Linked DNA regions of Homo sapiens: region 2 is linked to region 1. A link is an interaction called in ENCODE POLR2A ChIA-PET data of the cell type or tissue named here. Cell type or tissue: MCF 10A. All regions are shown on one strand. Links, peaks and the distances in the headings refer to the core of each region. The heading gives the core; the rest is flanking DNA. Region 1 has its middle 37 kb from the start of DSP. Region 2 overlaps LOC102724234 (a long non-coding RNA gene).

Evidence for each region. ChIA-PET counts read pairs that join two places held together with the same protein. Peaks named below come from ENCODE experiments on the same cell type or tissue, not always from the same donor. Only the 100,000 strongest peaks of a DNase experiment are listed, where the experiment ranks them.
Region 2: POLR2A ChIA-PET joins it to region 1 with 10 read pairs; 7 of 35 experiments call an interaction of 5 or more read pairs at or near these places.

The regions. Positions count from the first base shown.
Region 1 is chr6:7,498,799-7,511,426 of GRCh38, forward strand. It overlaps the pseudogene RPS26P29. Among named protein-coding and RNA genes, the nearest start is that of DSP, 37 kb to the right of the region's middle. RefSeq lists an enhancer at 6,232-7,431. In MCF 10A, for the core only: no CTCF peak of the experiment used is centred there; a DNase peak (open chromatin) is centred at 6,693.
Region 2 is chr6:7,437,394-7,450,021 of GRCh38, forward strand. All of the region lies in intron 2 of LOC102724234 (a long non-coding RNA gene), which reads left to right. Among named protein-coding and RNA genes, the nearest start is that of RIOK1, 54 kb to the left of the region's middle. In MCF 10A, for the core only: no CTCF peak of the experiment used is centred there; a DNase peak (open chromatin) is centred at 9,808.

The sequences.
Region 1 (12,628 bases), core at 2,866-10,865:
AATCATCAATGCTATTAGCTAGATCTTCTGGATAACTTGCTGCAGCTTCTCCATCAGCACTTGTTGCTTCACCTTGCATTTCTATGTTATGAAAATGACTGTGCTTCTTAAGCCTCATGAACCAACCTCTCGTAACTTCAAACTTTTCTTCTGCAGCTTCCTCATCTTTCTCAGCCTTCACAGAATTGAAGAGAGTTAGGGCCTTGCTCTGGATTAGTTTTGGCTTAAGGGAATGTTGTGGCTGGTTTGATCTTCTATCCACACCACTCAAACTTTCTCCATATCAGCAAAAGGCTGTTCGCTTTCTTATCATTCATGGCTCTCTGGAGTAGCACTTTTAATTTTCTTCAAGAACTTTCCTTTGCATTCACAACTTGACTAACTCTCTGGTGCAAGAGCCCACCTTAGCTTTTGACATGCCTTCCTCACCAAGCTTCACCATTACCAGCCTCTGCTTTAAGGTGAGAGACTTGCACACTTCCTTTCACTTGAACACTTAAGAGGCCATTGTCAGGTTATTAACTGGCCTAATTTCAATATTGTTGTGTCTCAGGGAATAGGGAGGCCTGAGGAGAGGGAGAAAGATGTGGGAAAGGCCGGGTGGTGGAGCACAGAACCCGCAAAACATTTATCAATGAAGTTCACTGTCTTATATGGGCGTGGCTTGTGGTGCCCCAAAACAATCACAATAGTGACATCAAAGGTCACCGGTCACAGATCACCAGAGCAGATATAATAATAATGAAAAACTTTGAAATATTGCAAAAATTACCAAAATGTGACAGAGGAATGAAGTGAGCATATGCTGTTGGAAAAATGGCGCTGATAGACTTGCTTGACACAGGGTTGGCCACAAACCTTCAATCTGTAAAACATTCAATATCTGCGAAGCATAAAAAAGCAAATTGCAATAAAATGAGGTATGCCTGTATATACAAATGTTCCAGAATCTGAAAAAATCCAAAGTTCAAAACATATCTAGTCCCAGGCATTTCAGATAAGGGATACTCTGTGTGTGTGTGTGTGTTTGTGTGTGTGTGTGTGTGTGTGTGTATGAATTTTGAGAGTGTTGTTTATTTTTATTTTGTAAATACAAGGTCTTGCTCTGTCACCCAGGCTGGAGATCAGTAGCATGATCACATTTCACTGCTGCTTTGAACTCTGACTCAAGGAATTCTCCCTCCTACCTCAGCCTCCCAAGTAGGTAGGACTCCCAAGTAGGTGGCGTACACCACCATGCCTGGCTAATTTATTTTATTTTTTCTAAAGACAAGGTCTGTCTATGTTGCCGAGGTTGATCTCGAACTTCTGGCTTCAAGTGATCCTCCCTCCTCAGCTCCCCAAGTGTGTGTGGTTTTTTAAATCCCCTTTTGCGGGTGAGGCAATTGAGGAAAGGCTGAGGACACACAGGTAGTGGGTGAGCAGGAAGGGGCTGCCTACCTCAGGGACACATGGGAAGTCCTGCCCCAGCTCCCTGGATGAGTGTGGCCTGAGCCAAGGGAGGGAAAGGAAGGCTGAACAGAAGGGGGTAAAAAGTGGGGCGATTTAAGGAGCAGACTTGGGAGCACTGGAGCGCAGGGGGAGGGAGAGGAAGGAACCTAGAACAATTTCTAAGTTTGTGTCATGGACAACTGAGAGATCATGGCATTCCCAGAGGTGGGGGGAAAGGAAGAAGGCGCAGGTGAAAGAAAACAAGCCCAGGCATTGCTGTGGAACATGGCAGAAGAGGACACGTGCCCCAGACCAGGAGCATGGTGCCGTGAGCGGGTACCAGGAAAGGCCCCGAGGGTGCTGTGTCTTTTAAAATGGGCCTTGCAGCCAGGTGCAGTGGCTCATGCCTCTCATCCCAGCACTTTGGGAGGCTGAGGCAGGTGGATCACCTGAGGTCAGGAGTTCGAGACCAGCCTGGCCAACATGGTGAAACCCTGTCTCTACTAAAATACAAAAATTAGCTGGGCATGGTGGTGGGCACCTGTAATGCCAGCTATTCGGGGGGTGGGGGGTGGTAGGGATGGTGGCAGCAGGGGTCTCAGGCAGGAGAATCGCTTGAACCCAGGAGGCAGAGTTTGCAGTGAGCCGAGATTGCACCACTACACTCCAGCCTAGGCAACAAGGCCAGAGTCCTTCTACAAAAAAAAAAGAAAAGAAACAAAGGGCCTTGGATTCGGTTCAAAGGGCTTTCAGCAGGTGAGGTTGCAATGGAGAGTGTTCTACTGAGAAGAAACAGGTAGGGAAACATGAGATTGTGTGTAGGGAGTACTGACCGTATATTTTGGTCAAGGCGCTCCATCTGTGGCCGGAAAGGTGTTTGAGCTTGCGGCATAGAAATCCTGGGCTGGGCTTGCTGACGGAAGGCTGTCAGGACGGATCTAGGTTGGCTTAGAATGGGGAGATACTGGAAGTGGGGAGACCAGTTTGCAGGGTTTTGCAATGATGCAGGGAAGAGGTAAGGTGCCCTTGGATTGGGTGGGGATGCTGGTATTGGAAAGAGGAGGGTGTAAAGGGACCAGGGACATAGAGTCAACAGGCTTTGATAACTAGAGGTAGGGCTAAGCGGGTAGGGAGGTAGTCCAAGGCCATCCTGAAATTTTTGAGCTTGGGGTGAAAGAAATAAATTCATTTTGGGGAATACTGTGGTAAGACAACCATTGCCTATCCAGGCAGTGCAGCCCAGAAGGTTGACAATGTGTCTGGAGAAAGTCAGTGCTAGATTTGGGATCATCCTCCCAAGGTTACAGCTGAAGTCTTGAACAACAGATGATACTGTGGAGGACAGAGTGAAGAGACAGGAAGGCAGCAGAGGACGTAACCTTGCCAAACAGCCCGTTTTTGGGGCAGGAGAAGAAGGAGGCATCAAAGGTGACTGAGGCGATGTAGGAGGAGAATGAGGGCAGTGCCAAGGTTCAGAAGTCTGGAGAGGGATTTCAAAGAGGAGGTGGCATAAATCAAAAATCACCTTAAAACCCAGGACCCGGCAGGGCGTGGTGGCTCACGCCTGTAATCCCAGCACTTTGGAAGGCCTAGGTGGGTGGATTGCCTGAGGTCAGGAGTTCAAGACCAGCCTGGCCAACATGGTGAAACCCCGTCTCTATTAAAAATACAAAAATTAGCTGGGCGTGGTGGCATGTGCCTGTAATTCCAGCTACTCGGGAGGCTGAGGCAGGAGAATTGCTTGAACCTGGGAGGCGGAGTTTGCAGTGAGCTGAGATCGTGCCGCTGCACTCCAACCTGGGTGACGGAGTGAGACTCCGACTCAAAAAGACAAAACAAAACAGCTGGGCACAGTTGCTCACACCTGTAATCCTAGCACTTTGAGAGGCCGAGGCGGGCGGATCACCTGAAGTCAGGAGTTCAAGACCAACCTGACCAACATGGAGAAACCCCGTTTCTACTAAAAATAGAAAATTAGCCAGGCGTGGTGGCGCATGCCTGTAATCCCAGCTACTCAGGAGGCTGAGTCAGGAGAATCACTTGAACCCCGGAGGCGGAGGTTGCGGTGAGCCGAGATCATGCCACTGCACTCCAGCCTGGGCAAAAAGAGTGAAACTCCATCCCAAGAACAAAACAAAACAAACAACAAAAAAACAAAAACCAGGACCTTAACTATTTAGCAAGCTGCTGCTGCTTTAGTATTTTGGCCAAGAGTAGATACAACCCTTTCCCTCTTTTTCCCCTCTTACTGTTAGATGCTGGAACTTTCAAAGACTTTTCTAAGTATTGCCAACAGAGAGCAAAAGAATACAGTAAACATCAGATCTGCAGGCTATACAGTTCTCATTGCCAGCACAGCCATGGTACTCTATGGGGCTCGTGGGTTTCCCTCCAAAAGGGAGCAGAGTTCCTCACACCCCAGCCCGAAGTTGGTATGGCCCCTTGGAGTTCTTGGCTGGGCTCCCTGCTTCAGGGGGTGGCTTCCACTCGCTGGCCTCTTTCTGCTCCCATCACATAGGGGCCCCTGCTCTGACAACTGGCATTTGCATCTGGGCAAGACGGCAGCCTGTCCAGGCCTGGCCTCCCTCTTCCTTTGCCCAGCATGAATGACCCCTTGTCCTGGTCAGGGACACCAGGAATCCTGTCACTCTTCCCAGGAGACAGTGACTACAAGCAGGGCCAAGAGCCCAGTGATAGGCTAAAGAGCTACCAGCACTGCAGTGTGTAACGGACCGAGTCATGCGGTGCAGCTGGGGCATGCGGGAAAGGAGGCAGTGCTCTCCCTTGGAGCCAGGTGTAGCAAACACTGCCGCGGTGGAGGAGGCTGGGACTGAGATGAGCCTCTAGGAAAGGACGAGAAGGACGCTGGTGGCTTTCGGCAGAGCTCACTCATCGTAGGGCAGGTTGGACCAGACAAACTGCAGACGGTTATAGCGTGAGTGTGGAGGCTGTGGCGTGGATAGCCCCACTGGAGAGATCTGGCCCATTCCTCCCTTCTCCTGCATCCCATGCAACCTGGCCACTCCAGCTCCTGTTCAGGTCTCACTAGTCCAGGTGATTCAACCACATGGAAGCAGAGGCCCCATCATTCCCCGCAGGCTCGCTGCCCTCTGTGGGGTGGGGCTGTCCCTTTACCTTTCCGAGAGTCAGCTCTTGTGGCTGCACCCTCTGACTTAGGTTTGGGGTGTATCCTGGCAATTTAAAGAATCACCCAGTGTTGCAACCATAGAATTGTGGCATTTTAGGGCTGAAACGGATTTCACATATACAATGTCATAGAACTTCAGAATTTAAATAACATGTGGTATTGATCCTATCTGGTATTGTCCTGGAACTGGTTCATACTGGCTCCCCAGAGCCACCCTAAGAAGGTGGAATGCACCCTCTAACTAGAGTTTCCATCTCTTCCATCCATCCTTTCCTTGCCTTGCCTGTCTTACATTTTAATTTTTTTTTTTCTTTTGGTGACAGTCTCGCTCTGTTGTCCAGGCTGGAGTGCTATGGCTCAATCGGGGCTCCAGTGATCCTTCTGCCTCAGCCTCCCCAGTAGCTGAGACTACAGGCTTGAGCCACCATACCTGGCTAGCCTTCAAGTTTTTTGTAGAGATGGGGTCTTACTATGGTGCCCAGGCTGGCCCTCAAACTCCTGGCCTTAAGTGATTCTCCTGCCTTGGCCTCCCAAAGTGCTGGGATTCCAGGCGTGAGCCACCATGCATGCTGCTCTAATTTATAAGTGTCCATGCTTTCCTGACTTTTATCCTCCTGTAAAAGTCCTAACCAGAACTTTGAGCTCAGCTGTGCAAGTACAGAAAAATCACACTGTGGGGGAAAATGCGAGCATCAAAGTTAATTTGCTTTCGTGTTGAATTCACATTTATCACAAAGACAATAGAGCGAGTCCAATAACCCATTCTAAATGACGTATTTCCAGTCTAGTTTGTTTCTTCTTACTTGTGGTCACGCTGTTGACCCCAGCCTACAGGGCATGCCACTTTTCCCCTCAAGGGCAAAGAAGCCTCTAATTGTTGAGGATATTACAAATACACGATTGTGTCTGCATCTCCCTGTTGCATTCCACCTAAGTATAGTAAGAACATTGCCCCATATTCAGCTTAAACTATGAGAGGGAATTTCAGGAGGGGTTTAATAGCAGTCAGTCTCTTTCCCCTGAGAACCTATTTTCAGAGGAATTATTTGTCCCTCACTCCCTATTAATAGTGCAATAACATCCTCCTGCTTCTGTTTTTTGACAGGATTCTAGGCTGGTGTGACCAGACTATGCTTTCAGCATCCACTCATTGAAATAGAATGCAAAAGGCCAGGCGCAGTGGTTCATGTCTAGGACTTTGGGAGGCTGAGGCAGGTGGATCACTTGAGGTCAGGAGTTCAAGACCAGCCTGGCCAACATGGTGAAACCTTGTCTTTACTAAAAATACAAAAATTAGCTGGGTGTGGTGGCGGGTGCCTGTAATCCCAGCTACATGGGAAGTTGAGGCAGGAGAGTCGCTTGAACCCAGGAGGCAGTGGTTGCAGTGAGCTGAGATTGCACCACTGCACTCCAGCCTGGGTAACAGAGTGAGACTCTGTATCAAAAAAAAAAAAAAAGAACGCAAAAGATTTGGATTCTAAATTCTGCTGCTAATTAATAGCATGACCCTGGGTAAGTCATTTCCTGTCTCTAGGCTGAGGTTTTCTCATCTATAAATGAAGGATTTGGACAAGGTCAATGATGGGCTAGTACATTTTTTAACAATCAGCTCTTAGTGAAGTGGGAGGGGAGATAAGCCTGATTTGTAGTGTTTGTCAGTTTCTGTGGTGTAAATAATCCCACTAAAGGCCCATTTCAAACTACCAATTTGAAGTAAACCGGCTTGAAAATATCCTGAAAATGAAGCCATTGGCTCTGGTGAGCCAGTTATTTAAATTCTGAAGTTCTATGACATTGTATATGTGAAATCCGTTTCAGCCCTAAAATGCCACAGTTCTATGATTGCAACACTGGGTGATTCTTTAAATTGCCAGGATACACCCCAAACCTAATTAACAGCATTCGCTTGCTGCCTCCGTGCACTGGCATCCTAATGAAAGCTGGCTTTGGTCCAGATTCGGAGCCAGATGCCGTGGAAGCAGAAGCTGCTCTGACGCTGTCGTGGCTGTGAGTTGGGGAACTCGGGCCTTGAAACTCACTCAATCAAGAGCTGCTCCTGCCTTCCCTTCTTTTGGTCAGGTGGGGATGATTCATTCCTGTGTTATTTCAGCCACTGTTTCCCAGGGTGCCTGGAAGCAGAGAAGGCCTGAGAGCTTGAAGCAGACAGAGGAAAAACAGGGAGAAGGAGGAGAAAGGGACCCGCCTTGGGTAGGGCCCCTGCTGAGTCGTGGGCAGGTGTGAGTCATTCCTCTCTGCTTCAGCAGCCACACCTTTTGTCAAGTTCTGAATGCCAGGTGGAGAATCTGCCTAGACCAAGCGCCCTTGATCAAGTCAGAACAGGTTTCCTGAAAGATCATTCCCATTAAAATTAATGGAATCAGAATAGGCTGATCTTTTCTGTAATGTGACGTGTTTCTTTTCAACATGTTTCCTAAATGCTTAGAGAGACCCCCTAAAAGTATAGAAGAGGGAGAAAAGAGGAAGAAGTGTGCTTTCACATCCCCAGGGCTCGGGACTAGAGAGAGAAGGTAGTTTTATATTATCCATTCCTGCCTTCCCAACCAACCACCTTACCAGCTTACCAAAGAACTGACCAGCAAGGACAGTGAAGAGTGTAATGAGCATGAATCCTCATGAGCTGCCATATTATGATCAAGATCTTTCCATTGAGTGTGTGTGTTGCTATTGAATTAAGAAGAAAAGGTCTAGAAGGGAAAGACTTGGCATATAACTAATTTCAAAGTCTTAGGGACACACTTTACAGCCATAAGGTTGGCAACTATTGAAAACAGAAACAACTCCTCTCTCTGGTCCGTGTCTTCAAGATGATGAAGAAAAGAAGGAACAATAATTGTGCCAAAAAGAGCCGCGGCCACGTATAGCCTATTCGCTGCACAAACTGTGCCCTATGTGTGCCCAAGGACAAACCCATTAAGAAATTCGTCTCTCGAAACATAGTGGAGACCGCAGCAGTCAGGGACATTTCTGAAGCGAGCGTCTTCGATGTCTATGTGCTTCCCGAGCTGTATGTAAAGCTACGTTACTGTGTGAGTTGTGCAATTCACAGCAAAGTAGTCAGGAATCGATCTCATGAAGCCCGCAAGGACCGAACACCCCCACCCCGTTTAGACCTGCGGGTGCTGCCCCACAACTGCCAGCAAAGTCCATGTAAAGAGCTGAGTCCTTAAAGACTGAAGACGAACTATTCTCTGGAAAAAAATTAAATGGAAATTGTACTTAAAAAAAAAAAAGAAAACAGAAACAAACAAAATAATAATGGTGGGTGAGGGTGTGGAGAAATTAGAACCCTTGTGCATTGTTGGTGGAATGTGAAATGGTGTAGCCGGTGTGGAAAACAGTATGGGAGTCCCTCAAAAAAACTACACAGACGATTACCATATGATCCAGCAATCTCACCACTGGGGTTACATCCAGGAGAACTGAAAACAGAGTCTTGGCTAGGCACAGTGGCTCACGCTTATAATTCCAGCACTTTGGGAGGCCGAGGCAGGCGGATCACTTGAGGTCATGAGTTCAAGACCAGCCTGGCCAACACGGTGAAACCCTGTCTCTACTAAAAAATACAAAAATTAGCTAGGCGGCCAGGCGAAGTGGCTCATGCCTGTAATCCCAGCACTTTGGGAGGCCGAGGTGAGTGAATCATTTGAGGTCAGGAGTTTGAGACTAGCCTGGCCAACATGGTGAAATCCCGTCTCTACTAAAAATACAAAATTAGCTGGATATGGTGGCACATGCCTGAAATCCCAGCTACTAGGGAGGCTGAGGCAGAAGAATTGCTTGAACCCGGGAGGCTGAGGTTGCGGTGAGCCCAGATCGTGCCATTGCACTCCAGCCTGGGCAACAAGAGTGAAACTCTGTCTCAAAAATAAATTAGCCAGCCGTGGTGGCACGTGCCTGTAATCCCAGCTACTCGGGAGGCTGAGGGAGGACAATCACTTGAACCCAGGCATGGGAGGTTGCAGTGAGCTGAGATCGCGCCACTGCACTCCAGCCTGGGCGACAGAGCAAGACTCTGTCTCGAAAAACAAAAAAGAAAAGAAAAGAAAACAGGATCTTGAAGGTATATTTGTACACCAGTGTTCATGGAAATATTATTTGTGATAGCCAAAAGGCAGAAGCAACTGAGTAACCCATGATGATGGATGAATGGACAAACACAATGTGGCCTGTCCATACAATGGAATATTATTCAGCCTTAAATAGGAAGGAAATTCTGGCACATGCAACAACAAGGATGAACCTCGAGGACATTACGCTTAGTAAAAATAAGCCAGACACAGAAAAACAAATACTGGATGATTCCATTTATTTGAGATACCTAGAGGAGTCAGATTCATAGAGAGAGAAAGTAGAATGTGGGTTACCAAAGGCTAGAGTGGGGGAGGGGAATGGGAGTTATTGTTTAACAGGTACAGAGCTTCAGTTTGGAAAGATGAAAATGTTCTGGAGATGGACGGTGGTGACGGCTGCACAATGTGTGAATGTGCTTAATGTCAGTGAACTGTACACTTAAAAACGGTTAAGATTTCTGTGAATGTGTCTTTTACCACAATTTGGAAAATATTCTACACATATACATAAGAACGACAATAACCAAAAACGTTGGAGACAAACTCCCTGGAAAAAAAAAAACTCTCTTTTTTTTTTTTTTTTTTTTGAGACAAGGTCTCACTCTGTCACCCAGGCTGTTGTGCACTGGCACGATCATGGCTCACTGTAGCCTCAACCTCCTGGCTCAAGGGATCCTCCCACCTCAGCCTCCCAAGTAGCTAGGAGTACAGGCACATGCCACCGCACCCAGCTAATTTTAAAAAATTTTTTAATAGAGACAGAGTTTCATTATGTTGCCCAGGCTGGTCTCAAACTCCAGGCCTCGAGCAATTCTCCTGCCTCAGTCTCTGAAAGCGCTGGAATTACAGGCACCAGCCACTGCGCTGGGCCTTCAATCTCTATTTTGTGTCTTTATAAGAAATACGAGCTCAGGCCGGGCTCGTGTGGTTATAGATAGATGTGATTATAGAAGTGGTGGCTCACATCTATAACCGCAGCACTTTGGAAGGCCAAGGCAGGTGGATTGCTTGAGGCCAGGAGTTCAAGACCAGCCTTGGCCAACATGGTGAAAACCCCTCTCTACTAAAAATACAAAAATTAGTTGGGTGTGGTGGTACATGCCTGTGATCCCAGCTACTCGGGAGGCTGAGACACAAGAATTGTTTGAACCTGGGAAGCAGAGGTTGCGGTGAGCCAAGATCGTGCCATTGCACTCCAGCCTGAGCAATAGAGCGAGACTCTGTCTCACAAAAAAAAAAAAAAAAAAAGGAAAAAGAAAGAGAAAGAGAAAGAAAGAAACAAAGAAAAAAGAAAAAGAAAAAAAAGAAATATAAGCTCAGAAAAGTAACTTGATCAATATGAGTCTGTTTGGTTATCTGTAAAATGGAGATGATAATGACATGTACTTCTTAAACCTGCTGTAAGGTTAAAATGAGACAGTCAAGTAAAGCCCTTGGTACAGTTTTGGCACACAGTATGTGCTCAATAAGTGTTAGTGGCTGGGTGCGGTGGCTTACACCTATAATCCCAGTACTTTGGGAGGCTGAGGAGGGAGGATCACTTGAGCCCAGGAGTTCAAAACCAGCCTGGCAAATATAGCAAGATCTCATCTCTTAAAAAAAAAAAAGTGTTAGCCATTACTATTATTGAATCATCGGACATCATGGTTGAAAGTCAACTAGAAGCTCTCCATGGGCAGTCTTATCTAATTTATCTTTTTAAACTGGATCCAAAAAATGGAAACAATTTTCTGCCACATATTCACATCCATCAATACATGCATCATTGAGACCTACATATAAGTGGAGCAAAAACAAGCTACTATCTCTAGTCAGCATTCTTAACCTGTCTTCGTCGCTTATTCTGTATATCAGAGTCCTGCCTTTGTCCTCAGACAAACTGCACTTGGAGCACAGGTGTTTTATGTTTATCAACACCATCAAAGATGAGACATTTGTTTTCTACAAGGAACTACCAGAATAATGTCAGCGGTGCTATGGTGTCCACATAAACTTAAGAGGAAGGCCCGCAGGAGCAAGCCAGCTCTGCAGATAAGGCAGTGGTGATGGTAGAGTATGCCTGCATCCCCCAGGGTCCCACCCTGGGATACATGGATCCTCCAAAGCCATTTCCGTGCTCCCGGCTGCAGCATTCAGCATGTCACCTTCAGGATATTTCCTGGGGAGTTCATCCAATGAGGGCACAAAAGGCAAGGACAGGGAGAAAAACAGAGAAACAATACTGGGAACACCTAATACGTGGCCTTGAAATCTTTGAAACAATAGTTAAGGATGCAATATGGCAAAATGTGAATGTGTGGGGTTGCAATGCCAGTGAATATTTCCAGAACAGTGGTTCTCAAACCGGGGTGATTTTGCCCCTCCCTCTCTACTCCCCAGGGGACATGAGGCAAGACATTTTTGGTTGTCACACTGAAATGAGGTGCTGCTGTGTCTACTGGGTAGAGGCCAGGGATCCTGCAGAAAATCCTACAATCTACAGGACAGCCCTCCATAACAAAGAATTATCCCATCCAAAATGTCAATAGCACTCAGGTAGAGAAGTCCTGCTCTAGAACAACCAGAAGGAATGAAAGGAAATCATTTCCTCCTCAGTGAGGGAAGGATGGAAGAAAATAGCTATTACTATGGATGGTTACAGACGAGGCCCAAAGAAAAAGAATCTAAAGAAAAAGACTGCCCTGCCGGGCACGGTGGTTCACACCTGTAATCCCAGCACTTTGGGAGACCAAGGTGCGTGGATCACCTGAGGTCAGGGGTTCGAGACCAGCCTGGCCAACATGGTGAAAACCTGTCTCTACTAAAAATACAAAAATCAGTCGGGTGTGGTGGCACATGCCTGTAATCTCAGCTACTTGGGAGGCTGAGGCAGGAGAATCACGTGAACTTGGGAGGCAGAGGTTGCAGTGAGCCAAGATCGCACTACTGCACTCCAGCCTGGGGAACAGAGCAAGGCTCCGTCTCAAAAAAAAAAAAAAATAGCAATAATTTTAAAAAATGCCCTTTACCTTTTTAATTTTTCTTTTCTTTCTTTCTTTTTTTCTTTCTTTCTTTTTTTTTTTTTTTTAGAGATAGGGTCTTGCTATTTTGCCCAGGGCTGGCCTTGAACTCCCAGGGCTGGCCTTGAACTCCTGAGCCCAAGGAATCCTTCCACCTCAGCCCCTCAAAGGGCTGGGATTACACCCAGCCCAAGAATGCCCTTTGTATACTACTGGACATTTCTTAACTTTCTTACCCTTATATCCACACCCATACACCCACTACTGAGCAAAGGACACATTTATTTATCATCTTTTTGCAACAGAGATATCAACATTTAAAACTGGATTTGGTGAGGAGGGGAAAATTCCTTTATAAAAGTAAGACTTCTTCATTCAGACCTTCATCTGTGTTAGTCAGAACTTGTTTCCTATCTAGCTTAACATTCAGTAGGAATTTGCCCAAACATGAAATCATTTTAAACTTCACAGTGGGTTATACGTGTGGAAGCAGTTTTATGGACCACATATCAAAGTGGGGAAAAGATTTAGAAAAACTGCACTCAGTGGTCTGTCGAGAACTAAGAAAGAAGCAGCAGCTGCCCCAGGTCCTGGAATCCTAAACCGCATTGCTGTGTTCCTGGAGCACCGTCCCCCATAGAACAAGCGGCCCAATAGCGACCAGCATGTTCTATGACTGCCTGGGTTTGGGTCCAGTCTTCAGGAAGACAAGCTGTGTGGCCTTAGGCCAGTTACTGAACTTCTTTGTGCTGCTGTTTTTTCATCCAAAAAATAGAGATAACAATAGAATGTACCTCATAGCATTGTCGGGTAGATCAAGTGAGATAATACAGGTAAAACACTTAGCACCTGTCAAGGCATTGCAAGCCCTCTAGAAGTCTTAGCTGTTACAGTTTGGATGAGAAAGTGAAACATGGTATATTGATCAAGGTTAAAGGACTGGGTCTGTTTGCTTTTAA
Region 2 (12,628 bases), core at 2,831-10,830, 61 kb before region 1:
AAGATGAGGGGGAAAGATTGCTTGAGCCGGGGAGATACAGGCTGCCGTGAGCCAAGATCGCATCAGTGCACTCCAGCATGGGAGACAAAGTGAGACTGTCTCAAAAAGGAAAAAAAAGAAGAAAACGAAAGAAAGAAAGAAAAGAAAAGAAGAAAGAAGAAAATAAAGGAAAGAAAGAAAAGAAAAGAAAAAAGAAGAAAATAAAGGAAAGAAAGAAAGAGAGGAAAGGAAAGGGATGGGACAGGGAGGGGAGAGGAGGGGAGGGGAGGAAAGAAAAAAGAAAAGAAAAGGACAGACAGCCACAATATGACTGAGAGAGGGTAGATTTTGACCAGATGTCTGAGCTAGGAAAAACCGTGAGGAGAGGAGACAATAAACTCCAAACCCAGTTTAAGATGGAAGTCTGGCTGGGTGTGGTGGCTTACGCCTATAATCCCAGCAGTTTGGGAGGTCGAGGTGGGCAGAAAACCTGAGGTCAGGAGTTTGAGACCAGCCTGACTAACATGGAGAAGCCGTCTCTACTGAAAATACAAAATTAGCCGGGCATGGTGGTGCGTACCTGTAACCCCAGCTACGCGGGAGGCTGAGGCAGGAGAATCACTTGAACCTGGGAGGCAGAGGCTGCGGTAAGCAAAGATTGCGCCATTGCACTCTAGCCTGGGCAACAAAAGCAAAACTCCGTCTCAATAAATAAATAAATAAATAAATAAATAAAAAGGAAGTCTTGAGAATAATCTGCTCATTTAAAGAAAAAAGAAAAAGGGAGGGGGTGGACTTTAGTTCCACATGTGTTGTGGCCTGGCTGTGAATGTGCTGTGGGTTTCCACAATAAAGGCCTGGCCAAGGACTCATCATGCCCCAAATCCTAGATGAGAAACTTTCATAAGTCAGAGGGCCTGGCCCTTCTGACTCTCAGATTCTGAAAATTAGTTTTTACCTTGATTTGGACAAGAAGATTTATTGGGTGGGGGGTTTTCCTACAAATTTGAAAACTTCTAAAAGCCATTTGAATTTTACATCTATATTGAAATATGGGAAACTGGCCTTTGTAAAGATGTTTTTCACTTCTTTTTTTTTTTTTTTTTTTCCCGAGACAGAGTCTTGCTCTGTCACTTAGGCTGGAGTGCAGTGGTGTGATCTTGGCTCACTGCAACCTCCGCCTCCTGGGTTTAAGCAATTCTCCTGCCTCAGCCTCCAGAGTAGCTGGGATTAGAGGTGTGTGTCACCATGCCTGGCTAATTTTTTTTTTTTGTATTTTTAGTAGACAGGATTTCACCATGTTGGCCTGGCTGGTCTTGAACTCCTGACCTCATGATCCACCCACCTTGGCCTCCCAAAATGCTAGGATTACAGGTATGAGCCACCACGCCCGGCCTTGTTTTTCACTTCTATAAAAAGCATTGATAGAAAGGATGCATACTTTCATGATTTAAACTTCCTATGGATGTCTCATGTAATTAATATCATTGCTTCAAAGATGAGTTGTGAATTTCTTATGGAAATTAAATAACTCTACCTGTTTTGGATGAGAAATTTCATTCATTTTAGTGTTAGCCTACCATAATGATAGCCAGGGGATTCTGTTTCTTTATTGTGAAAAAAAGGTCTAAACTTTATATTAATGTTACTTTAGTTTAGAATAAACATTTTTTCCACTTGCAAAAACATCCAATATTGCCGTTTCACTTTTTGTCAAATGTATATGTATGTACTTATTTTTCTTTTTTAAAAGGTTTGAGACAGGGTCTCACTCTGTCACCCAGGCTGGAGTACAGTGGCTCGACCTCAGCTCACTACAACCTCTGCCTCCTGGGCTCAATCAATCTTCCCACATCAGCCTCGTAGGTAGGTGGGACTACAGGTGCACGCCACCACATCCACTTATTTTTTGTATTTTTTGTAGAGATGGGGTCTCACTGTGTTGCTCAAGCTGGTCTCAAACTTCTGGGCTCAAGCCATCTGCCTGCCTTGGCCTCCCAAGTGCTAGGATTACAGACATGAACCATCATGCCACGCCCTTATTTTTCAAAGTCAATCAAATTATTAAGTTAAAAAAAACCACTTCCCCTATACCCACTTCCCCAATTTCTCCTTTGCTAGTGTCAGTTATGTTCTTTTAACTGATTATTTTGGTATTTACCTGGATAAATTTAATTAACAAGCTTGTATTGCTTTATTTTTCAGTTTAAAACATTAGTTATTTTCTTCTATGAAAGTTGAAGATTTAGTTCTTCATTCTCCACATATTTTCACTTCTGTCCTCTTGCCTGTCATCCCAGTTATGTTTTAACTTTTATTACTTTTTGTTAGACACGGAGTCTCCCTATGCTGCCCAGAGCAGATTTGAACTCCAGGGTTCAAGCCATCCTTCTGCCTCAGTCTCCCGGGTAGCTTGGAGTTTTCACATCAATTTCCATTATTTGTGTCAGTGTGACTATCTGTGTTCAGAGTCAATCTTGTAATATTGCAACTACTTTTTTCTTTTGTGCTTAGCTATTAAGTTTCCCCCAAATTAACAACTGTCCTTTTTTTTAAAAAATTGCCTACTTTTCTGTCTGCTGTGGCTAATTCAACTCCAAACTTTCTGCTCATTGTCTGGGTCCTGTCCCAGTAGGTTCATTTTCATCATATATCCTCCCAGTTTGGTCTCCATGCAGACCCTCCGGGCTAGTTGCTCCCACGCTGGTGTCCAGCAATCATCTGGCAGGCCCCTTTTCCCGTCACACGGGGATTCTCTTCATCTCTCCACCATCAAGTCTCCAGTTCCTTGACTTATTTTTCATCTCCTTGTCATTTTACTCTGGGAGATTTCCAGTTTTACCTTGAACTTTTCATTTCTATTATATTTTTAATTTCCAATAGATCTTTCTTTGTTCTCTTGAATGCTACTTTAAAAAAACTCATTGTGGGCCGGGCGCGGTGGCTCATGCCTGTCATCCCAGCACTTTGGGAGGTTGAGGTGGGCGGATCACGAGGTCAGGAGATCGAGACCATCCCTGGCCAACATGGTGAAACCCCGTCTCTACTAAAAATAAAAAAATTAGCCTGGCGTGGTGGCGCGTGCCTGTAATCCCAGCTACTCCAGAGGCTGAGGCAGGAGAATCACTTGAACCTGGGAGGCGGAGGTTGCAGTGAGCTGAGATCACGCCACAGCACTCCAGCCTGGCGACAGAGAGAGACTCCGTCTCAAAACAAAACAAAAAACTAAAACAAAACAAAAAACCTCATTGCATTCTTCTTTTATGAATACACTCTCTTTTCTCTATATTGCTGTCATCTGGCTTTAAAAACATGCTGTCCTGACTTGGTTTTGAGTCTCTAGCTAGAGACAGGTCAGTTTCCCTTATTAATACTCGAGGGGGTTCTGGAAGTTATCTTTTCTCTGCAGTGTCCCATTTCCCCAAGTTGCTTTTCCCCCTTCCTTGCGTCTCCTTGATATTAGAGACTTTGGTGGTATGCTGCTGCATTCTTTAGGGTGTAAACATTCACACCACCCTCCCCACTGACTCTCGGGTCCTCCCCCGCAGCTGTGCCCCTGGTCCCCAGTGCAGAGACCTTCTCCTTTCCCCTCTCCTGAAAATACATCTGTCCCCAGGCTTGTGCTGCAGTGGGAAAGGGCCCGTCCAGGAGTCGGGGAGGGATCCTGGAATTTAAAAGCATCTTTAACAGCTCCTCCTCAGAAACCCAGTCACACTTCCTTCCCCGCTAGTGAGAGGTGCCAGCCTGCTGGCAGCCCCCCTTCGCTCTTGGCACCTCCTCGGCCTCGACGCCCACTCTGGCCGTGCTTGAGGAGTCCTTCAGCCTACCGCTGCACTGTGGGATCCCTTCCAGGGATGGCCGAGGCCGGAGCCGGCTCCCTTGGCTTGCGGGGAGGTGTGGAGGGACAGGCACGGGCAGTAACCGGGGATGCGCGCGGCGCTTGCGGGCCAGAGCGAGTTCTGGGTGGGCTTGGGCTCGGCCGGCCCCGCCGGCCCAGGCAGTGAGGAACTTAGCACTTGGGCCAACAACGGCTGTCCTCGATTTCTTGCCAGGCCTTAGCTGCTTCCCCATGGGGCAGGGCTCGGGACCTGCAGCCCACCATGCCTGAGCCCCCCGTCCCAACCCCGCCCTGGGCTCCTGCACAGCCCGAGTCTCCTGAGCCTCCCGGACGAGCGCCGCCCCCTACTTCACAGCACAGAGTCCCATTGACCGCCCAAAGGACTAAACAGTGCGGGTCCACGGGCGGGACTGACAGCTCTACCTGCGGCCCCGCTGGGGAATACCACCGGGTGAAGCCAGCTGGGCTCAGTCAGTCTGGTGGGGACTTGAACAATCTTTATGTCTAGCTAAGGGGTTGTAAATACACCAATCAGCACTCTGTATCTAGCTCAAGGTTTGTAAACACACCAATCAACACCCTCTGTCTAGCTCAGGGTTTGTGGCTGCACCAATCGGCACTCTGTATCTAGCTAATCTGGTGGGGACTTGGAGAACCTTTTTATCTAGCTAAGGGATTGTGAATACACCAATCGGCACTCTGTATGTAGATGAAGGTTTGTAAATGCACCAATCAGCACCCTGCGTCTAGCTCAAGGTTTGTAAATGCACCAATCGGCGTTCTGTGTCTAGCTGATCTGGTGGGGACTTGCAGAACCTTTATGTCTATCTAAGGGATTGTGAATGCACCAATCGGCACTCTGTATCTAGCTCAAAGTTTGTAAATGCACCAATCAGCACTCTGTGTCTAGCTCAGGGTTTGTAAATACACCAATTAACACTCTGCATCTAGTTAATCTAGTGGGGACGTGGAGAACTTTTGTGTCTAGCTCAGGGATTGTAAACGCACCAATCAGCACCCTGTTAAAAACGGACCAATCAGCTCTCTGTAAAACAGACCAATCGGCTCTCTGTAAAATGGACCAATCAGCAGGATGTGGGTGGGGCCAGATAAGAGAATAAAAGCAGGCTGCCCGAGCTAGCCCCGGTAATTTGGTTAGTTTGTTTCATATGATGTGAGATATTTGTCTTTTTTTTTTTTGTTTTTTGGGTTCAGATTGTTGTTGGGAGTTTCAGCGGTTTTTTGCTAAAGTCTGTAGATTTTTCTGAATCTAATGTGGGTTGTGAGCCCTTGAAAAAGAACAGAGAACTTCAGATATGGTACTTTAAGTATGATAACATGAACTGTGAAGGTCTGCAGCTTTACTCCCGAACTAGTGAGACAGCGAACTCTGGGCAACGCTGTGTTTAACAGCTGGAACACTCACTGTACAGCTAAAACACTTTAAGTTTGCAACTTCGTTCTTGAAATTAGTAAGACCGAGAACCCGCTAGTTCTGGACACACTAGTTCCCAGGGTTACCAGGTGCTGCCTCTTTATGAAAGGCTGAGGCTTTTTGGCTGTTAGCTTTTCTCTATCTAGTATTCGGCTTTTCTCAGGTTAGTTATTTGCCCTACCGCTGACGTTTGTCTTGTACGTTTTTCCGCAGTTTTCTTTTAAGCGCTCTATTCTTGTGGGTGGTTTTGTTTTGGTAATTCAGGAAAGAAAATGAGGTGTGTGCATTCGTTACCTATCTTTCCCCTGAACTACAGTTGAGTGGTGTGTTACTTATCTTTCCTCTGAACTACATGGTAATTTGTGGTTCAGGCTACAGCACTCTGAAAACATGACTAGAAATCCTATTTCATTGGTGTATGCTCTTAAAATTCAAAAAAACTAAATGCCTAATTCTTTCGTGTCTATATTCTCAAAATCTTGTCAAGCCAAGGAAGGTAAAGGAGAAAGTAGTATTCAGTCATCGGTAGCTTTTTGTATTCAATCTTTCTCATTGATAAAGCTTTAAAGGTCGTACAGGTCCTCACTTCATGACAATGATAAAAGGAATCACAAGAGGGCAGGTTTACTTGGTGAGCAGAAGGATTGGAAGCATTTTCTCTCTTGACATTGTTTGGAATTGCCAGCCCATGATAATAAAAAGCAGAGTTTTGATCAATCGGTTGATTTTTGAGACAGGTTCTCACTCTGTCACCCAGAACTGAGTGCAGTGGTGAGATCTCGACTCACTGCAGCCTTAGCCTCACAGGCTCAACCGATCCTCCCAGCTCAGCCTCCCGAGTAGCTGGGACTATAGGCATGTGCTTCTTATCCCCGGATAGTTTTTTTTAATGTTTTGTAGAGACGGGGTCTCTCTATGTTACCGAGGCTGGTCTCCAACACCTGGGCTCAAGTAATCCTCCTGCCTTGGCCTTCCAAAGTGTTGGGATTACAGGCATGAGCCACTGGCACCTGGCTCGGTTTATTATTGTTTTTTTTAAATCTCCTTTGTCTGCATCTGTCTGGTGGTTTTAGTTGAGGATCTTGGGACAAACAGGCTCATAGCAATGATAGGGAGATTTTAGGCAGAAAATGGAAAGTTTCTGGGATTTCAGAAATTTTCAAACTTCAGAAACTGTAACGGTTGTTTGTAGCTCTTTATATTATTCCATCTTTATAAAATTCCATATGTGGAAATAATGTGTGTTCTCATATTTAACTCCATCCAGTCATGCATTTAGTGCATATTCATTGAGGACCAATTACGTGCCAGTGTTGCTGAACAGGGGAAGGACGCAACGCTATTGAGACTTCCCAGCCGGGCACAGTGGTGCATGCCTGTAAGCCCAGCACTTTGGGAGGCCAAGGTGGGTGGATCAGTTGAGGTCAGGAGTTGGAGACCAGCCTGACCAACATGGTGAAATCCCATCTCTACTAAATACAAAAAATTAGCCGGGTGTGGTGGACATGCCTGTAATCCCAGCTACCTGGGAGGCTGAGGCAGGAGAATCTCTTGAACCCGGGAGGCAGAGGTTGCAGTGAGCTGAGATTGTGCTATTGCACTCCAGTCTGGGCAACAAGAGCGAAACACTGTCCAAAAAAAAAAAAGCCGGGCGCAGTGGCTTATGCCTGTAATCCCAGCACTTTGGGAGGCCAAGGCGGGCAGATCATAAGGTCAGGAGATCGAGACCATCCTGGCTAACACGGTGAAAACCCATCTCTACTAAAAATACAAAAAAAAAAAAAAAATACTAGCTGGGCGTGATGGCAGGCGCCTGTAGTCCCAGCTCTTAGGGAGGCTGAGGCAGGAGAATGGCGTCAACCTGGGAGGCGGAGCTTGCAGTCAGCCGAGATTGTGCCACTGCACTCCAGCCTGGGCGACAGAGTGAGACTCCGTATCAAAAAAGAAAAGACTTCCCCTGGGGAGTGTCTGTAATCTAGCTAGAGAGATATCTTTTTATTTACTTTGTTTCTTTATTTTTGAGAGGGAGTCTCACTCTGTCACCCAGGCTGGAGTGCAATGGCACGATCTGGGCTTACTGCAACCTCCGCCTCCCGGGTGCAAGCAATTCTCCTGCCTCAGCCTCCCCAGTATCTGGGATCACAGGCACATGCCACCATGCCCTGCTAATTTTTGTATTTTTAGTAGAGAGACAGGTTTCTCCGTGTTGGCCAGGCAGGTCTCGAACTCCTTCCTGACCTCAAGTGATCCACCCCCTCGGCCTCCCAAAGTGCTGGGATTACAGGCATGAGACACCATGTCCGGCCGAGAGATATCTTCTTAAAAACTGCAATACAGGGACAGCGTGATGAGAGGTACAGCAGAAGTTTTCTTGACTATGAGCTACAAAAGAAGCCCAAAGGAGGATGGAATTGATCTTGCCTGGGGGCATCAGGGAAGCCTTCGGTTGGAGAGGACATCAGATAGCACAACAGTTCATGCAGAGAGTGGGGAGATGAAATCATTCAGTGTGTCTGAAGAGTAGGATATGTGGTGGGGAAGGGGCCTTTGAAGGGATCTGAAGATGATTCTTCAGGCAAGGAATTTTCAAAATCCACTCCACAGCAGGAATAACCTCCTAAGACTCCCTGGAGATCCTGACTCAGCCCTTCTTGGGCCCTCGGAATCTCTGTTTTTTTTTAAAGCTCCCAGATGTATCAATCAGACTTAGAAATCACTGCTCTGGGCAGTACGATTCCACTTTAGGAATTTAAGTAGGGGAGAACATAATCAGATTGGCATTTTAGCAATATCCCTTCAACCAAAATGTGGAAATTGGACTGAGAGAGAATGGAGGCAGGGAAGCCCCATGGGAAGCTTGTGAGAAAGTGGGGACAGGAGCCAAGGCCATGGGAGCTGGGGTGGAAAGGATAAGACCCGACAGCACACGGCGGTTGTGTAGCTGTAGAGAGGGGAGCAGAGTCGTCACATGGCGCCCAGGTTTCGACTGGGACAGTAACTGGGTAGGCAGTGGTCAAGATGGGAAATCAGTGGAGGGTCAGAACTGGAGACAGAATGAGATCCTTTGGGAAACAATGAGTCTGAGCTATCAGCGGGCAGATGTGGGAATGGATGTGAAAATTTGAGGTCCCCCTTACGGGGGTGCTACTGGACATCATAGGAATAAGTGAGTCACCCAGACAGAGGGTGAAGAGTCAGAAGGGAAGACAACGACGCTGTCAACCTTCAAGGTAGGTAGGACCGTGAGCATGGGGGTGGGTGGGAGAAGGTGGTAGGGTCAGAAAACTGGCAAGGAGGAGAGTCGGGAGGAAAAGGAAAACACGGTGTCCCCAAACTGGGGAGGAGGACAGCCTTAAAGAAGAAGGGTGTGGTCACCCAGGCCCACTGCCCTTCCTGAAAGCCACCTCCCACCCTGCACGGCACCTCCTGGGAGCAGGCAGCTGCAGCCCCGAGGGAAAGGCGAGGGGAGCAAAACTGAGGATCTCCCTCAATTATTTTTAATCTCTTTGCGGATTTCGTCAGTGCTCAGCAGCATTTTCTCCCAGAAACAAAAGCAGGAGGGTGCTGGGGGCCTGGGTGTGGCTCCGGGAGCCCTAATTGCTGAGTGAGACACTCCTCGGTCCTCTGGTGTCCTGGAGAACAAGTTGGGGGAGCCGCCCGCCCCACCCTGCAGGAAGAGGCCAACTCAGAGCTGTGCATTACTTTGTACATTTCTTTGATTTTTCTTCTTATTTTTTGAAGCATATGCAGTACTCAGAGATCATTTTAGACACTGCAAGAAGACAAAGATACCTAAAGAGGAAAAATGAGTTTTTCTCCCTCATTCTGGGCTCTCCACTGCTTATATTTTGAGTTTAAAGGAGACATTATACACACATTAAAGAGATTCATGGAGGCCCTTATTACTGGGTGAAATATATTCTGTAAGCCAGCCGTCCCTAGCCTTTTTGGCACCAGGAAGCGGTTTGGTGGAAGGCAGTTTTTCCATGGATGGGAGGGTGGGGATGGTTTCAGGATGAAACCACCACCTCAGATCATCAGGCATTAGTTAGACTCTCATAAGGAGCACGCAACCTAGATCCCTCACACGCGCAGTTCACAATAGGGCTTGTGCTGCTATGAGACTCATGCCACCGCTGTTCTGACAGGAGGTGGAGCTCCGGCGGTAATGCTTGTTCACCCCACGCTCACCTCCTGCTGTGCGGCCCAGTTCCTAACAGGCCACACAGATACTGGTCAACGGCCGGGGGCTGCGGACCCCTGCTGTAAGCCTTTTCTTCACCCAGCAAGATTTAGTGTTGTTCATCCGAAGAGCTCAATTCTTATTATGGACACAAATGAATTGATCTAACCAGCAGCCCTGGGAAGTGAGAAAGACTAATTACCCCAGGTTGTAGTTATTTCTTGGATGGATGGCTTTGGGTGGATAGCCGGGTGCTGTGAGTACATTCATTCACTATTCATTCAGCAGATATTTTTATTGACTGCCTACTCTGTACAAATTAGTGTGGATGAAACTATGCCCTGCCCACAGGAACATGTCCAGCTGGGGAGCAAGATGGAACATGCATGCAAAGGTTTAGAAACACTGCAAACAAGGCTACCTGCTGTCGTTCCTGGCCAAAGGAAACAGAACGGAAGAGCCTCTGTTCCCCAGAAGTGGTCACTTAGGGTTGCCCTGATCTGGGAAGGTTCTGTGCAGAGGTGGCCTCGTGAGGTGCGCTGTGGCACATAGACCTGTCACCAGTGGAGGGTGTCCAGGTTCTTGGCATCTTGAACAAAGAATTGGACAAAACGCACAAAGCAAGGAAGAAATGAAGGGGGTTTATTGAAAATGAAAGTACACTCAGGCCAGGCGCTGTGGCTCAAGCCTGTAATCCCAGCACTTTGGGAGGCTGAGGCGGGTGGATCACAAGATCAGAAGATCGAGACCATCCTGGCTAACACGGTGAAACCCTGTCTCTACTAAAAATACAAAAAAAAAAAAAAAAAAAAAATTAGCCGGGCGTGGTGGCAGGTGCCTGTAGTCCCAGCTACTCGGGAGGCTGAGGCAGGAGAATGGTGGGAACCCGGGAGGCAGAGCTTGCAGTGAGCTGAGATTGTGCCACTGCACTCCAGCCTGGGCGACACAGCAAGACTCCATCTCAAAAAAAAAAAAAAGAAAGTACACTCGACAGCGTGGGAGTGGGCCTGAGCATAGGGGCTCAAAGGCCCCGTTACAGAATTTTGGGGAGTTTAAATACCCTGTAGAGGACTTGGGGTATGCCCTATGTAAATGAAGAGGTTGAAGTAATGTTACAAAGTCATTTACTAGGGAGAGGATATTTTCTGTCATAGCGGAAGTGTGAATTGGCCTTATGTTCCCTGCCTCCAGACCCTATTTTCCTGCCTCAGACCTTGGTCACTCGCTGGCTGTCCGTGTCCTTTTCAGACCTTCAATATCTATTCCTAAATAACAGTTGTTAGAAAGTGCTTGAGAAGTGTAACTGAAGTTGCCTTTCTCTGTCCAACCCCCAACTCTGCTCTCCAGCCCCCAGCCCCATACCACTTCTCATGGGGGTCACAGCTGCCTGATTCCCGGTGGGCCGCCCTCATGAGCTGTCTCATTGTAAAGTCTGCCTCCTGGTACATAGTGAGGACTTTGTAAATGTTTGTTGAATGAGGCAATGAAGAGCCTTCTAGACAGAGAGTAGAGAGTGTGGGGCTAGCATGCGCTTGTAGTGTTCAGATGAAAGGGAGTCAGCCTGTTGGGTTGGAGTCAGGTGTGTGTGGGAGGACGGTGGAAAGATAGCCAGGGTCCTGTCTGTCCACACACGAGGCTGAGAATTGGGACTTTGTCCTGTTGGTACCAGAGAGTCACAGAATGTTCTGGAGCAGGGGATTGACAGGGCAATGTGGGGGGAAGGTCAGCTTGCGCCGCTGTGTAGGGTGGACTGGACTGGGTTAGATGAGAGGAGGAGAGGCCAATTAGGACTGTCCCAGTAGTGCAGGGGAGATGACACTGCCGCTCCCAAAGCAAAAGATGCAGGTTAAAAAAATGTGTCTATTTTCCATTAAAGAATATTTTAGCCACTGGCTGGGCACGGTGACACACGTCTGTAATCCTAGAACTTTGGGAGGCGGAGGCGGGTGGATCACTTGAGGCCAGGAGTTTGAGACCAGCCTGGCCAACGTGATGAAACCCCGTCTCTACTAAAAATACAAAAATTAGCCGGGCGTGGTGGTGGGTGCCTGTAATCCCAGCTAATTGGGAGGCTGAGGCAGGAGAATTGCTTGAACCCTCGAGGCGGAGGTTTCAGTGAGCCGATATTGTGCCATTGCACTCCAGCCTGGGTGACAAGAGCGATACTCTGTCTCAAAAAATATATATAAAATAAAAATAAAAACAAAAAATAAAAAAAATATTTTAGCCACTGATAGGGCAATGATATGTAAAATTTATTTTTTTGTTAGTTTTTTTTTCTTTTGAGACAGGATCTTGCTCTGTTGCCCAGGCTGAAGTGCAGTGGCACCATCACGGCTCACTGCAGCCTCAATTGTGTGATCCTTCCACCTTAGCCTCCTAAGTAGATGGGATCACAGGCACGCACCACCATGTCCAGCTAACTTTTTAATTATTTATAGAGACAAGGTCTCACTATATTGGCCAGGCTGGTCTCCAACTTCTGGTCTTAAGCAATCCTCCTGCCTTGGCCTCCCAAAGTGTTGGGATTACAAGTATGAGCCACCACGCCCGGCTACCATGTATAATTTTAAAATCCACATGAGTTTCACTTAGGCCATAGTAGAATGGCCTCATATTCTGAACAGGAATTGATCTGAAACTGACCTTTCACTCCTAAGGATGCCTTTCTTGTAAATTCGGCCTTCTCTCCCCCTGTGAGTGGAATTCTCTCTGGAAATCAGATGGCAATGAAAGACTGGGAGCCCTTATCTTTTGTGTTATTGATTTGGTTTTGTTTACTCTGACTCCCAGGAGAGACTCCCAGCAGGGATTCCTCGGGAGGGCTCACGTATGTGTGTGTTGTGTGTCTGCACATGTGTGTGACTTTTCCTAGATCTCCTCCAGATTTTTTTTTTTTTTTTTTTTTTTGAGACGGAGTCTCCCTCTGTTGGCTAGGCTGGAGTGTAGTGGTACGATCTTCGCTCACTGTAACCTCCGCCTCCCGGGTTCAAGTGATTCTCCTGCCTCAGTCTCCTGAGTAGCTGGGATTACAGGTGTGCAACACCACACCCGGCTAATTTTTGTATTTTTAGTAGAGGCGGGGTTTCACCATGTTGGTCAGGCTGGTCTTGAACTCTTGACCTTGTGATCCACCCACGTCGGCCTCTCAAAGTGCTGGGATTCCAGGCATGAGCCACTGCGCCCGGCAGCT